2 separate regions of the Homo sapiens genome follow, and region 2 is linked to region 1. Evidence: read pairs that join two places in POLR2A ChIA-PET (ENCODE). Cell type or tissue: Panc1. All regions are shown on one strand. Each heading gives the region's core, and the rest is flanking DNA. Links, peaks and the distances in the headings are about the cores only.

Region 1 (7,897 bases), core at 1,202-6,201:
CATAATCCTTTTAAAAAAAGATTTTTTTAAAATTTTTTGAGATAGGGTCACCCAAGGCTGGAGTGCAGTGACCCGATCTCAGCTCACTGCAAACTCTGCCTCCCAGGTTCAAGCAATTCTACTGCCTCAGACTCCCAAGTAGCTGGGATTATAGGTGTGTGCCACCATGCTTGGCTAATTTTTTGTATTTTTAGTAGAGATGGGGTTTCGCGATGTTGGCCAGGCCGGTCTCGAACTCCTGAGCTCAAGCGATCTGCCGGCCTAGGCCTCCCAAAGTGCTGGGATTACAGGCCTGAGCCACTGCCTCACCTGGCCTATAATTGTTTTCATATGTTACATATCTAACATTTAAATACTTTGTTTCAATTTGTTGTAGGCAATATGCTTAGAAATTTTAGTTTTATGAAGTTTATTATGGTATATTTTTCCCTGGTTTGAAACAGCAAAACTGTTTTAAACTCGTTAATTGGGTTGTTAACCTCCACTTTTATAAGAATATATATAATATAGGGATTATTTGGTCTATCTAAATTTGGATGGACCCTCCAGAGAAGTCAATAAAGTTTATTTTTTTTAGTAGAGTGATAAAATCTTATTTCCTAACATTTATTGGCAGAGCCATATTTTTAATTTCATTTTATATCACTTTTGAATTTGGGAATTACAAACTTTTAATCTATTAATGTATAAAGTGTTGTAATAAGGACCTCTGGGAGAATTTTTTTTTTGTCCTCGGGTCCTAGAAAACATGTTTTTTTCCTCCCTACTTATGTTTTAAAAATATTCTCCTCTTAGCGAGTAATAAAACCTTGTCTTCCAAAACTTGCCACTTGTGAGTTTAAGAACTTTCTTTGTAGATTACCAGTTAATGGGGTCTGTTAACTAATTGATACCCATCTTGACATTACTATTCAGTTCACTAAACTGGTCTCTGTTTACAGGGGGACGATTTGCATTGTGCTGGGTGTATAAAATTTTGTCTGTGGTACTATTATTTATAGATAGGATTTATCCTGTCTATTCTGTAGTTCCTGTCTTTTCTTTTGCAATGTTTTTAGTGATACATTTTAGTTGACAACAGGGCTTGCTTCAATGTTGGATAATTGTTTTGGTGAATCGGTTTGGATATTTCTATTTGCTTTGCTGAAATATATGCCCACACATGGAGTTCTAATCCCACTTCTGATGCAAAAATAATCACTATTTATCGAACAAATAACTATGTGCCAACCACTATGATAAGCACTTTGGAGATGATATCCAGGTTAGTCTTTAGGATAGCTCCTAAGGTAGTATTTTAAGTCCCATCCTTATTGTAGGAAACTCGGGCATGGAGCCTTTCAGAAATCTACTGAAAGTAACATAACTAGAAGCTGGCAGGATTGGTATTTGAACCTAGATCTGCATGACTTCCTTTTTTTTTTCTTTAGAAATGAGATCTTGCTTTGTCACCCAGACTGAAGTGCAGTGGCACGGTCATAGCTCACTGCCACTTCGAATTCCTAGGCTCAGATGATCCTCCTCCCTCAGCCTCCTGAGTAGCTGGGACTACAGGTGGGCGCCACCATGTCCGGCTAACTTTTCTTTTCTTTTTTTTTTTTTTTTTTTTTGAGACAGAGTCTCACTCTGTCACCCAGGCTGGAGTGCAGTGGCGTGATCTCAGCTCGCTGCAACCTCCGCCTCCCCGGTTCAAGCGATTGTCCTGCCTCAGCCTCCCGAGTAGCTGGGATTACAAGCATGTGCCACCACACCCAGCTAATTTTTGTATTTTTTAGTAGAGATGGGATTTTGCCATTTTGCCTGGGCTGCTCTCAAACTCCTAGGCTTAAGCAATCTTCCCAGCCTCCCAAAGTGCAGGATTACAGGCATGAGCCACCGCTCCCGGCCTTGTTTGACTTTTTTTTTTTTTTTTTTTTTTTTTGTGACAGAGTCTCGCTCTGTTGCCAGGCTGGAGTGCAGTGGCGTGATCTCAGCTCGCTGCAACCTCCGCCTCCCCGGTTCAAGCGATTCTCCTGCCTCAGCCTCCCGCGTAGCTGGGACTACAGGCGCCTGCCACCACGCCTGGCTAATTTTTTTTCATTTTTGTATTTTAGTAGAGACGGGATTTCACTATGTTGCCCAGTCTGGTCTCCAACTCCTGAGCTCAGGCAATCCGCCCACCTCAGCCTCCCAAAGTGCTGGGATTACAGGCGTGAGCCACCGCGCCCGGCCTTGACTTCTTAACTAGCTACTTACATTGTCCAGTAACTATATGAAGTTATTAATTCAAAAATTTATTTTGCCTGCATGATTTCTGTTAACTGTTTCAAGCAGGCTGCCTAAGGGTCTTTACCTTGCTTTGCGGTTTTTGCCGATGTGGGTGTTTCCTCTGGGTTCTTTCCTGTTTGTATGTCTTTCCTTTTCGGTTAATTCACATTTTGGGTGGGGGTGGGTAGATGGGAAGAGGACTAGTTGACTGTTTCGCAAGTTGAATAGAATACTGAAAAACGCAAGCATCAGAGAATATTTATTCTGAACCCATAAAAGTTATAACTCACCTCCTGGGATAAATAAGTGTTCACATTTTTCAGTTTTGCTCCTCTTTTAAAATATACTAAACAATCATAACAGACCTAAGGTTATTTTTTTCTCATCCCCAGTCTCATTTCCCTTTCCTAAGAAGCAGCTTCAATCATGATTTTGGTGTGTATCTTGTCCTTCCATGATTTTATAATTTCCTCTTGTATATGTTTGCATCCATATACAAAATGTAGTATTTTATGTGTTTTAGAATTTTTATTCAATGCTGTGTTTTGGAGATCTATTCATATTGCTACACAAGGACCTAGTTTATTCATTTTAACAGTTGAAAAGTATTTCATCATAGGATTTATACCACAGTTCAGTTACCTATTCCCCCCAGTAATGGATATATAGTATATTTCCAGGTTTTTGTTATACCAAATCGTGCTGCCAAGAATTTACGTGCAAGTGTTTCCTGGTGCTCATGGTTAGAGCTTTTCCAGGGTAGATCATTAGGAAGTGGAATTGTTGGTTTGAATTGTTACATAGCTTCAACTTTTCCAGATTCTGACGAATTAGTATAAAGGTGGCTGTGCCAATTTATACTTATATGTCTGAGTGTCCCAGTTTCCTCATTTTCTGGCCAATTAATGCTTGGTGTTATCAGACTTTTTTGGCTTATGCCAGTCGGAAGGCTTTGAAATAGTCATTATTTGAATTCAAAAAAAATTTTTTTCCTGGGCTGGGTGCAGTGGCTCATGGGTGTACTCCCAGTGCTTTGGGAGGCCAAGATGAGAGGATTGAGGACAGGAGTTCAAGACTAGCCTGGACAACATAGTGAGACCCCATCAAAAAATAAAAAAAAAATAAAAAAATAAAAAAATAAAAAACAAGTAAAATAAATAAAAAATAAAAATAATTATATAAAAAATATTAGCTGGGCGTGGTGGTGCATGCCCATAGTCCTAGCAGTGCTGGAGGCTGAGGCAGAAGGATTGTTTGATCCCAGGAATTTTGAGGTTACAGTGAGCTATGTTCATGCCAGTGCACACCAGCCTGGGCAACAGAGTGTGGCTCTGTCTCCAAAAAAATTTTTTTACAACAAATTTTAAAGTTTTTGTATTAAAGTTTTTATTTTATATATATCATATATAAACACACACACACATATACATATACATATACATATACATATACATATATATATACTTTTTTTTTTTTTGAGACAGGATCTTGTTCTGTCACCACTCTGGAGTGTGGTGGTGCAAATATGGCTCACTGCAGCCTCCACCTCCTGGATTCAAACGATCCTCCCATGTCAGCCTCCCAGTAGCTGGGACCAGGCTAGTGCCACCATACCTGGCTAATTTGTGTGTGTGTGTGTGTGTGTGTGTGTGTGTGTGTGTGTGTGTATAGAGACAGTGTCTCACTATTTTGCCCAGGCTGGTCTCGAGTGCCTGGGCTCAAGCATTCCTCTTGCCTCAGCCTCCCAAACTGCTGGGATTACAGGCATGAGCCACTAAGCCCAGCTCAGCATGATTTATTACTGTTAAATATTTAGACATTTGTATCCAAGCCTCCATTTATAACCTTGCTCTGGGCCCCACCAATTTTAGAGAAGGTCTACTCTGATTCCCTGAAATGTCTTCATTGTTTTCTTTTGCATGAATGTACACAATTTATATATTGATCTTCTTATTATTAAAATTGAGACTGGCCTCAGTAGCTAATATCTGTAATCCCAGTACTTCAAGAGGCCGAGGTGGGAGAATCTCTTGAAGTCAGGGGTTCGAGACCAGCCCGGGCAACATAGCTCCTACAAAAACATTAAAAAATAAAATTAGTTGGACACAGTGGCACACACCTGTGGTCCCAGTTACTCAGGAGGCTGAGGCGGGAGGATCACTTGAGCCTGGGAGGACAAGGCTGCGGTCAGGTGCAGTTGCGCCACTGCCCTCCAGCCTGGGCAATAGAATGAGACCCTGCCTCTGAAAAAACAAAGTAAAATTGATATTGTTTTAAGTATTTGCTATTAAACCATTATGCTTTGAACATTTTGGTATATGCTTCTTTGTGTACATGTACATGAGTTTCCCTAGAGATCTAGTAGTGGAATTTTGATTTTTTTTTTTTTTTATTGATCATTCTTGGGTGTTTCTCACAGAGGGGGATTTAGCAGGGTCATAGGACAATAGTGGAGGGAAGGTCAGCAGATAAACAAGTGAACAAATGTCTCTGGTTTTCCTAGGCAGAGGACCCTGCGGCCTTCCGCAGTGTTTGTGTCCCTGGGTACTTGAGATTAGGGAGTGGTGATGACTCTTAACGAGTCTGCTGCCTTCAAGCATCTGTTTAACAAAGCACATCTTGCACCGCCCTTAATCCATTTAACCCTGAGTGGACACAGCACATGTTTCAGAGAGCACAGGGTTGGGGGTAAGGTCATAGATCAACAGCATCCCAAGGCAGAAGAATTTTTCTTAGTACAGAACAAAATGAAGTCTCCCATGTCTACTTTCTACACAGACACAGTAACAATCCGATTTCTCTATCATTTCCCCACCTTTCCCCCTTTTCTATTCCACAAAACCGCCATCGTCATCATGGCCCGTTCTCAATGAGCTGTTGGGTACACCTCCCAGACGGGGTGGTGGCCGGGCTGAGGCGCTCCTCACATCCCAGACGGGGCGGCAGGGCAGAGGCGCTCCCCGCATCTCAGACGATGGGCGGCCTGGCAGAGACGCTCCTCACTTCCTAGACGGGATGGCGGCCGGGAAGAGGCGCTCCTCACTTCCCAGACTGGGCAGCCGAGCAGAGGGGCTGCTCACATCCCAGACGATGGGCGGCCAGGCAGAGACGCTCCTCACTTCCCAGACGGGGTGGCGGCAGGGCAGAGGCTGCGATCTCGGCACTTTGGGAGGCCAAGGCAGGCGGCTGGGAGGTGGAGGTTGTAGCTAGCCGAGATCACACCACTGCACTCCAGCCTGGGCAAGATTGAGCACTGAGTGAGCAAGACCCCGTCTGCCATCCCGGCACCTCGGGAGGCCGAGGCTGGCGGATCACTCGCGGTTAGGAGCTGGAGACCAGCCCGGCCAACACAGCGAAACCCCGTCTCCACCAAAAAAATACGAAAACCAGTCAGGCGTGGCGGCACGCGCCTGCAATCGCAGGCACTCGGCAGGCTGAGGCAGGAGAATCAGGCAGGGAGGTTGCAGTGAGCCGAGATGGCAGCAGTACAGTCCAGCCTCGGCTCCGCATCAGAGGGAGACGGTGGAAAGAGAGGGAGAGGGAGACCGTGGAAAGAGAGGGAGAGGGAGACCGTGGAAAGAGAGGGAGAGGGAGACCGTGGAAAGAGAGGGAGAGGGAGACCGTGGAAAGAGAGGGAGAGTGGAATTTTGATTCTTAAAGTTTTATGTGATAATGCCAAATTGTTTTCCGAAGTGTGTTTGCCAAGTTATACTCCCACCAGAAGAATAAGAGCCTTCCCTTGCCTCACATAGTGGCCAAGTGGTATCGTCAGCTTTTAAAAATTTGTGCCAATACAAGGAATGTGAAATTGTATCACTGTGGTTTTTTTTGTTTGTTTTTGTTTTTGTTTTTGTTTTTTTTTGAGACAGAGCCTCGGTCTGTCGCCCAGGCTGGAGTGCAGTGGTGCAATCTCGGTTCAGTGCAGTCTCCGCCTCCTGGGTTCACGCCATTCTGCCTCAGCCTCCTGAGTAGCTGGGACTAGAGGTGCATGCCACCACCCCTGGCTAATTTTTTTTTTTTGTATTTTGGGTAGAGACAGGGTTTCACCATGTTCGCTAGGGTGGTCTCGATCTCCTGACCTCGTGATCTGCCCACCTTGGCCTCCCAAAGTGCTGGGATTACAGGCGTGAGCCACCGCGCCCAGCCCTCATTGTGGTTTTAATTCTTTATATATTCTGGATCTCTAGCCCTTTTAAGTCTTATTACTCATTTTTTTAAGTTTGTCTTACTTGGCATCTTAGTAGTTGCTTCTTATTCGCATTTTACTTTTTTGGTCATCATAGCACTCTATTTTTGTTTGTAACAGTTTTTGTTTGTTTGTTTTTTACCATTTTAAAAATGGCTAAAACTATTTTTATTTATTTTTTGAGATAAAGTATTTATTTTTTGTTTGTTTTTTACCATTTTAAAAATGGCTAAAACTATTTATTTTATTTATTTACTTTTTTGAGGTTTATTTATTTATTTATTTATTTATTTTTTGTTCTGTCACCCAGGCTAGAGTGCAGTGGTGTGATCTCAGCTCACTGCAACCTCCGCCTCCTGGGTTCAAGCGATTCTCTTGCCTCAGCCTCCCAAGTAGCTGGGATTACAGGCACGCGCCACCATGCCTGGCTAATTTTTGTATTTTTAGTAGAGACAGGGTTTTGCCACATTGGCCAGGCTGCTCTTGAACTCCTGACCTCAGGTGATCTGCCCTCCTGGGCCTCCCGAAGTAAAACTATTTTAAAGTGTACAGTTCAGTGGCAATAAGTATATTCATGATGTTGTGCAACTGTTACCACTATTGGAATTCCAGAACATTTTCATCACCCCAAAGAGAAACCCCACAACCATCAGGAACCAGTCCTCATTCTCCCCTTTCCTCAGCCCCTGGCGATCTCTAACCTACTTTTTGTTTGTTTTCCAATTCTGGACATTTCCTGTAAATGGGATCTAATAATATGTGGCCTTTTGTGTCTGCTTCTTTCACTAAGGAAAAATGATTTGCATTTTACTCTTGCATGTTCTGTGTTGTTTGTGTGGGCGTATTCATCTAGGAGAAATCTTCCTGAAGTTCCTTCTGTAACTAATTCTGCACTGTCCATGGAGTCATGTTATTGTCAGACTGGTGGCCTTAGAGACATGCTGTTTTCTGCAACATCGTGACACAAAAGGGTGCACCCTGTAAGAATCATTTGGGAATTTTTGTTCTCTTTTCACAAACACTACATCTCAAATTTTTAATTTGATCAAATTTGACTCTCGGTGTCTGCAATTTTCTTTAGAAATTAAGCTAACAAACATTATGACATTGTAATATTGTGAACCATGATAAAATCTTAAATAGTGACAAATGAAGCATGTGATAACACAATATTTTCTACTTTTTACATAATGCAGAGATGGCAAAATTACACATTTAAAATAAGTAGATATATTTTTCCATCCATTAAATGGTTCTAATTTGCTTACTGCTTCTGCCTGTATTTACTTCCAAACCAGGTATCTGCGAGCTTTTCCTGCGGCTACTTTGGAACAGAAGAAGCCATAGTAACATAGAGGTGAAAAAGGGGTAAAAGGTTTCAGGAGCACCTAGGATTTCAGGCCCAGTGAGAAATCACTTCAACCAAATTGCAGCAGGGGAGCTGGTCTCAGGTTGGGAGGAGAG
Region 2 (8,196 bases), core at 1,318-6,317, 220 kb before region 1:
GCTGGGACTACAGGCATGTGCCACCATACCTGACTATCTGATTTCTGATTTAACATGTTTTTGTGAGTTTCATAATGCTGATGCTGGTTCATCTCTGGTGTGAGTCATGATTCATCCTAATTTTCCCTGGACTCTTTCCCAGTACAAGCTAGATGACCTATGTCTCAGCTCCATCATCTTCCATGTGAGCCAGGATGCAACTGCTCAGAGTAAGGACTTCTCACTCTAGCAGCTCTTCTGTCCGAGGTCCCTGTCAGGGTTTGGCTCTAGCTGTGGCCCCTGATATGGTTTGGCTCTGTGTCCCCACCAAAATCTCATGTCAAATGGTAATCCCCACATGTCAAGGGAGGGGCCTCGTGGAAGGTGATTGGATCATGGGGGTGGATCTCCCCCTTGCTATTCGCACGACAGTGAGTGAGTTCTCACAAGAGCTGATGGTTTAAAAGTGTGGCACTTTCCCCTCCACTCTCTCCCCTGCCACCATGTAAGATATGCCTTGCTTCTTCTTCACCTTCCATCATGATTGTAAGTTTCCTGAGGCCTCCCCAGCCATGTGGAACTGTGAATCAATTAAAGCTCTATTCTTTATAAATTACCCAGTCTCAGGTAGTTCTTTATAGCAGTGTGAAAATAGACTAATACAGCCCTTTTTGATATAATCTTTCAAACCCTAGCTGGAATCCTGACACTTTCAGAGTCAACAGAAGAGGAAACTATATAACTTAAGGAGAATGAATTAATCTGTCCCACTCACATTCATGTTTATTTTATCAACCTCTAGTTCACAAGTATATGGTTTTAAAGGGCAAATACACAGGAGGGATTAGGGAGAATTCTATCAGTTATTCTCCTTGTGATAGAAATTTAAGCAGTTTTCTGAGATGCAGCAGATTTTAGCCAGCCCTGAAGAAGCGGGATAATCTTCTGGAAATAGGTCTTCAATAACTGTTGTGGTAAGGGGTGATACGAATTCTGGACTTACTGAACTGCCACAAGACTCTTATCTTCCATTCTATGCTATTAGTTCATTAAGGCAGAGTGCTATGGTTTGAATGTATTCCCCAAAGTTCATATGTTGGAAACTAGGTTCCCAGTGCAAGTGTTGGGAGGTGAGGCCTAATAGGTGATTAGGTCACGAGGGCAGAGTGCATTAATATTGTTATTGCAGAGTGCTCGTGGTCACTAGAGTGGGCTTGTTATAAAAGTGAGTTTGGGCCCCTTTTGCTTTCTTGCCCTTCTGCCTTCTGACACAACACAAAGGCCCTCACCAGATGCCAGCACCTTGATATTGGACTTCCGAGCCTCCAGAATTATGAGAAATAAATTTCTTTTCTTTATAAATTACCTAGTCTGCGGTATTCTGTGATAGTAACACAAAATAGACTAATACACAGAGTAAATAATAAAATGTTGGCTCTGGGCTGGGTGCAGTGGCTCACGCCTGTAGTCCCAGCACTTTGGGAGGCTGAGGCTGGCAGATCACCTGATGTCGGGAGCTCGAGACCAGCCTGACCAACATGGAGAAACCCTGTCTCTACTGAAAATACAAAATTAGCTGGGTGTGGTGGCACATGCCTGTAATCCTAGCTACTCAGGAGGCTGAGGCAGGATAATCGCTTGAACCCGGGAGGCGGAGGTTGCGGTGAGCTGAGATCGCGCCATTGCATTCCAGCCTGGGCAACAAGAGTGAAACTCTGTCTCAAAAAAAATAAACAAATAAAATAAAAAGAAAAGAAGAAGAAAATACTTTCATTAAAAGGATGCGGGGTGCCTCTCACAATTTTCTGGTAAGGCTAGAGACCAGGCTTGGGAGTGACACAGCCAACAACCTCACCCAAATCCTGCCACAGATCTGGTTCAGTGAAAACAATCCCAGGCACAGTCACCACAGTTTGCAGTGGTGACACAGTGGCCCTGGGCTGGACCCAGACACCTGCACCAAAGCTGCTGCTACAGCACACTGGCAGTGGCTGGCTTCTCTGCTCCCATATGTGCCAGGATGAGTCTAAGTCATTATCTGGGTCATGTTCTCAAGTGAGTGGTTCTAATTGGCATGGCCTGGGTGATGTGCCCATGTCTTGGCTTCAAGGAAGCCTGGGAAAGCAAATATTTTATCATTCAATGAATTTTAATGCACACCTGCTATGAGTTAGGCACTCTTCTAGGTGCTAAGGAAATCAGAGCAAGCAAAATAGGTAAAAGTTCCTATACTCACAAAGCTTCTGTTCGAGAGGTGGGCAGATAATGATAAATAACAAGCAAAACAAAGTTTGTCAAAGGGTGATGTGTTCTATGGGGAAAAATAAAGCCAGGGCTGGGGACTGGACCTGCTGCTTTGTAATGTGTTCTGGAGGTCCTTCCTCAGAAGGTGATATTTGAGCTGAGAGGCAAATGATAGGAGGGTTCTGCCATTTTCAACGTGTGTGTGTGTACATATGCTGAATGGGGCAATGCCCATTTTTTGTTTGTTTGTTTGTTTGTTTGTTTGTTTGTTTTGAGACAGAGTCTTGCTCTGTTGCCCACGCTGGAGTGCAGGGGCACAATCTTGGCTCACTGCAACCTCTGCCTCCTGGGTTCAAGCGATTCTCCTGCCTCAGCCTCCCAAGTAACTGGGACTACAGGTACACACCACCACGCCTGGTTAATTTTTGTAATTTTAGTAGAGATGGGGTTTCTCCATGTTGACCAGGCTGGTCATCGAACTGGCTAATTTTTGTACTTTTAGTAGAGATGGGGTTTCTCCATGTTGACCAGGCTGGTCTCAAACCCCTGGCCTCAAGTGATCCATCCCCCTTGGCCTCCCAAAGTGCTGGGATTACAGGCGTGAGCCACCGCCCGGTGCAATGCCCATGTTTTTAACTAAAGAAACCCTACCTCCACTCCCCAGCCATTGTCAGGTCACCTCCATCCTGTCCTTCAATCTTTATGTGAAGGTAAAGGAGCTCTGGGACAACAGTTTACTATGCCCAGCGAAACTGTGGGGACAGACTCCGAGGGCCCAATCTTTACTCTTCAACTACAGCAAGGACTGGCAACCTGGATGTGCTACCATAACTGGGGGGAGATTTTGGTGGGCAAGTGCCAAGACTGATGAAAATGAGTATACATCAGAGTATACATGCGTGTGCATGCACTTCTGTCGAGTGTGATGCTATAGATGTTGTGTCTGAAAGCAGTGATTTCGGCCGGGCATGGTGGCTCATGCCTCAAATCCCAGCACTTTGGGAGGCCGAGGCAGGTGGATCACTTGAGGTCAAGGGTTCGAGACTAGCCTGGCCAACATGGTGAAACCCTTTCTCTATTAAAAATACAAAACATTAGCTGAGCGTGGTAGTGGGCACCTGTAATCCCAGCTACTCAGGAGGCTGAGGCAGGAGAATCACTTGAACCCGGGAGGCGGAGGTTGCAGTAAGCCAAGATCGCACCATTGCACTCCAGCCTGAGTGACAGAGCAAGACTCTGTCTCAAAAAAAAAAAAAAAAAAAAAAAAGCAGTGATTTCTAAACTTTTTTATATTATGTACTCATATCAGTAAAAGTCTTGTTCCTCCCCTGTAATCCTTTGTATTTATTTTTAAATTATATACATTTACTATGGAAGCATTATAAAACATGAAAAAATAGAAATGTTTTAAAAATGAAACACATATTTTGAAAATACTTTTATCAACATTTTAAAAAGTCCTAATTTCTCTCAGTAAAGAAAGATTATGATTGTGTATTTTATTGACAACACGTAATTCAGTATGTTTCGTTGTTCTGAAAAATCTTATTTTTTTTTTTGAGATGGAGTCTTGCTCTGTTGCCCAGGCTAGAGTCCAGTGGCGCAATCTCGGCTCACTGCAACCTCTGCCTCCAGGTTCAAGCCATTCTCCTGCCTCAGCCTCCCAAGTAGCTGGCATTACAGGCGTCCACCACTGCACCGGGCTAATTTTTGTATGTTTAGTAGAGACGGGGTTTCGCCATATTGGCCAGGCTGGTTTCGAACTTCTGACCTGAGGAGATCTGCCCGCCTCAGCCTCCCGAAGTGCTGGGATTATAGGCGTGAGCCACCGCGCCCGGCCATATTCTGAAAAATCTTTAGCACGTTATTTCAGGCAACAAAATTGCACAGTGATAAACATTTCTAAACATTCATTTTTCAAATTTCTCTCTTCATAGCATAAGTTTCTTTTTCTTTTTTTTTTTTTTTTTTTTGAGATGGAGTCTCCCTCTGTCTCCCAGGCTGGAGTGCTGTGGCGCGATCTCGGCTCACTGCAAGCTCCGCCTTCTGGCTTCACGCCATTCTCCTGCCTCAGCCTCCCGAGTAGCTGGGACTACAGGGGCCTGCCACTGCGCCCAGCTATTTTTTGTATTTTTAGTAGAGACGGGGTTTCACCGTGGTCTCGATCTCCTGAACTCATGATCCTCCCGCCTCGGCCTCCCAAAGTGCTGGGATTACAGGCGTGAGCCACCACGCCCAGCCAAGTTTCTTTTAAAATTGGCAGTTAATGTCTCATTAAAGCTTAAAAACAATTTTAACTTAAAGAGACCCATTAAGGATCTCCATTTTTTTCAAAATATCAGCTAGGCATCCATATTAGTCAGGGTTCAGCAAGAAAAAGAGAACCACTGTAGGCCTTTCAAGCGGACAGGAATTGAGTGCAGGGTATTTAAATGCTTATGACATCATAAGAATGGCAGCGGGAATTAGGAGCTAGGGGAAGTCTGCTACCACACAGTACTTCAGAGTACAGGAGGTTGGTTGCTGCTGTCACCCAGGTCAGAAAAATGCAGGAAACCCCTGTTGATGGCAGAGGCCCCAAAGCACTGAGATGGGGCTAATGGATCACTTGGAGGCTACTGTGGGATTTTAGGTCTACCATGGCCTCCAAAATAATAATACCGCTTTTTCCTTGCATCTACGAAAACTTGCATGAGTACAAAAAAAATCACATCCATTCGAGACCAGCCTGGCCAACATGGTGAAACCCCAACTCTACCAAAAATACCAAAATTAGCCGGGCTTGGTGGCGGGCGCCTGTAATCCCAGCTACTCAGGAGGCTGAGGCAAGGGAATTGCTTGAACCCGGGAGGTGGAGGTTGCAGTGAGCCAAGATCGCGCCACTGAACTCCAGTCTGTGTGGTAAGAGTGAGACTCCGTCTCAAAAATAATAATAATAATAATAATAATAATAATAATAATAATAATAATAATCAGGTCCAGAAGCTTGCAGGCAAGAGAAATTGAGAAATGCATTTTCCATAATTCTAGTCCCTGTAATACGGAGAGCAGCATACAAAAATTTGGGAACGAAGCCTGATTGCCAAAAATATGCTGTGAACCTCAGGGCAGCACACTCCTGACAGCCTCTTGTCATCAAAGGAGAGGTCAGCATATGAGAAATGCTTGAGTCTTTTGTAAAAGAAAACTAGGTGTTTAATTTTGACATTTGATACTCAGCTGATTTTTGTATTTTTTGGTAGAGACGAGGTTTCACCATGTTGGCCAGGCTGATCTCGAACTCCTGACCTCAAGTGATCTGCCCACCTTGGCCTCCTAAAGTGCTGGGATTACAGGTATGAACCACTGCACCCGGCCAACAATTCTTGTATATGAGAGTTTCATGGCTTCTTTCCATTACATAGTAGTTTCTGTTATTTGAAGGTCTTGCTTTTCATCAAGTTAACCCACTGATGACATCCTGCAGCATGGAAACTGCAGTGCATGATAATACTCAGTATATCATGAAACTCAAAACAGACAAGCTGGACCTGCTGGATGCAAGGAGAGAGTGAGTGATTCCTTCTCGTCACTGCCACTCGTCAGCTTCCTGGGTGACTTCTTTCTGTCCTGTGTGAAACTGGGGGTGGTTTACGCAGCCTTTCCAGGACACAGAAGGACAATTTTCCTCTTTGGTTTTTTAAAAAAGTCCAGCCTGGCGTGGTGGCCCAAGCCTGTAATCCCAGCACTTTGGGAAGCCAAGGCGGGCAGATCATGAGGTCAGGAGATCGAGACTGAGACCATCCTGGTCAACATGGTGACACCCCGTCTCTAATAAAAATACAAAAATTTGCTGGGTGTGGTGGGATGCCACTGCACTCCAGCCTGGTGACAGAGTGAGGCTCTGTCTCAAAAAAAAAAAAAAAAAAAAAGTCCAGATGGTATAACATGAAAACTCCAAAGTTCCAATGAAACGTCTCCCCATTGCTGGCTTAGATTGCCCCGGCCTGGAAGTGGGCCAAGAGGGCCAGGGGACATGGCCCACCTGTTTCCCTGACCTGACCTTCTACACTCCCATGCAGCCTTTTGCTGAAGGAGCTAAGGTATGAACAAAAAGCAACTTTGCTTTCTCAGGAGTGTCCCTACAAATCAGTTGTAATGATACGTTCTTTCCTAGGCCTGGATGACATTTATAGCTTTTCCAGGCTCTTTTGGGTAACAAACAGGTTAAAGAGTTTTTTTGTTTGTTTGTTTATTTTACTTAAAAAATAGTCTCCGCTGTGCATGGTGGCTCATGCCTGTAATCCCAGCACTTTGGGAGGCCGAGGTGGGCGGATCACCTGAGGTCAGGAGTTCGAGACCAGCCTGGCCAACAGGGTGAAACCCCATCTCTACTAAAAATACACAAATTAGCCAGGTGTAGTGGCACGTGTCTATAGTCCCAGCTACTCCGAAGGCTGAGGCAAGAGTATCACTTGAACCTGGGAGGCAGAGGTTGCAGTGAGCTGAGATTGTGCCACTGCACTCCAGCCTGGGTGACACAAGATTCTGTCTCAAAAAAAAAAAAGTCTCTTTTTCTAGTTATTAGTCTTATCCAGTGTCATCTCAAAACTTCAAATGTCATTGACTTGAAACCCTCTCTCCTCCTCCAGCCTGGAGTCCGTGGGGTCACGGTCAGTGTCATTTCTCTTTCTCATACTGCCTCCTCCGGCCTTGCTGGCTGCTGTCCCTGGCCTGCTGCTGTCCTGGGGAAGCAGGGGAAGGAAGGTCAGGTTTCACTCCATGAGTTGAGTCTGGGAGTGACAGATTCCAAATGGTGCTTCTTTTCTCCTAGGTGTTTTCTCGTGCGTTCTGGAGAGTCTCCACCCCCAGGCCACCTGCTGTCCCCCAGAGGCTACACCTTCTCCAGCTGGACACTAGGGTACCTGCCCAGCCGCTTAGGCTCCAGAAGTCCTCCCCTCTATTGAGGTTATCCCATCCCTCCGGTGTTCCCTTTGGCTGGAACAAGGCTGTCTCCCTTTCTAGAGAACCACGGCAGGCCTACAGGAACTCTGAGAGTGCAAACCATGCCAAAGGCAGCCATCTCCAGGGGCTAGCCACCAACATGGAGTCAAATCCCAGTCCACGTGTCCCTCAAACTCCAGAAGACATGTCACACTTTCCGAAATGGTCCTCTTGAAGTGCTCCCTTATTTGGCATGAGCTGAAGATGGGGCACCCACCCCCTCCTGCCTGGGAAGAAGGGCAACGTCCAGCACACAGACAGTTGCTCCAAAGCAATCCTCTCACATTCCGCCACGGCCAGGACGTGGATGCCAAGCTAATCCTTCCCAATGTGGAGCTAACAGTTTTACAATCTCAGCATGAGCTGTGAAGGTGATCTAGCTCCTCCTGCCTTTAGAATGTGGAAGTACTTGGCACCTAATGTTTTGTTCTCAGCCTTTGGGGCCTCTGGTGAAACTGACACAGAAAGAGTCCCATTTTAGTAAAAGAAGTTATCATTATAAAAAGTAACCCCTTCCTCACGCCAGGATACCTGATGCACTGCAGGTGTCTCATGACAGCCTGACTTAGGAAGCGGGCTGTGTGAAGGTATAGCTAATATAGAATTTTTACATATTTATATATTTCGTCCTTATATTAATATGACTTTTTATACAAAATATATAGAGAATGGTTTGTTTTTTTTTTTTTTGAGACGGAGTCTCACTCTGTCGCCCAAGCTGGAGTGCAGTGGCATGATCTTGGCTCACTGCAACCTCCGCCTCCCGGTTCAAGCGATTCTCCTGCCTCAGCCTCCTGAGTAGCTGGGATTACAGGCACCCGCTACCATGTCTGGCTAATTTTTGTATTTTTAGTAGAGACGGGTTTCACCATGTTGGCAAGGCTGGTCTTGAACGTCTGACCGCAAGTGATCTGCCTGCCTTGGCCTCCCAAAGTGTTGGGATTACAGGCATGAGCCACTGCAACTACAATCCCAGCACTTTGCCAGAAT

Evidence for each region. ChIA-PET counts read pairs that join two places held together with the same protein. Peaks named below come from ENCODE experiments on the same cell type or tissue, not always from the same donor. Only the 100,000 strongest peaks of a DNase experiment are listed, where the experiment ranks them.
Region 2: POLR2A ChIA-PET joins it to region 1 with 5 read pairs; 3 of 35 experiments call an interaction of 5 or more read pairs at or near these places.

What each region holds. Positions count from the first base shown.
Region 1 is chr7:139,098,746-139,106,642 of GRCh38, reverse strand. All of the region lies in intron 1 of ZC3HAV1 (zinc finger CCCH-type containing, antiviral 1), which reads left to right. Among named protein-coding and RNA genes, the nearest start is that of ZC3HAV1, 7.0 kb to the left of the region's middle. RefSeq lists an enhancer at 4,297-4,868. In Panc1, for the core only: no CTCF peak of the experiment used is centred there; no DNase peak of the experiment used is centred there; H3K4me3 peaks cover 451 bases; H3K27ac peaks cover 1,564 bases.
Region 2 is chr7:139,320,556-139,328,751 of GRCh38, reverse strand. It overlaps a transcript of UBN2 not described here. Among named protein-coding and RNA genes, the nearest start is that of TRR-CCT4-1, 16 kb to the left of the region's middle. RefSeq lists a silencer at 2,520-2,699. In Panc1, for the core only: no CTCF peak of the experiment used is centred there; no DNase peak of the experiment used is centred there.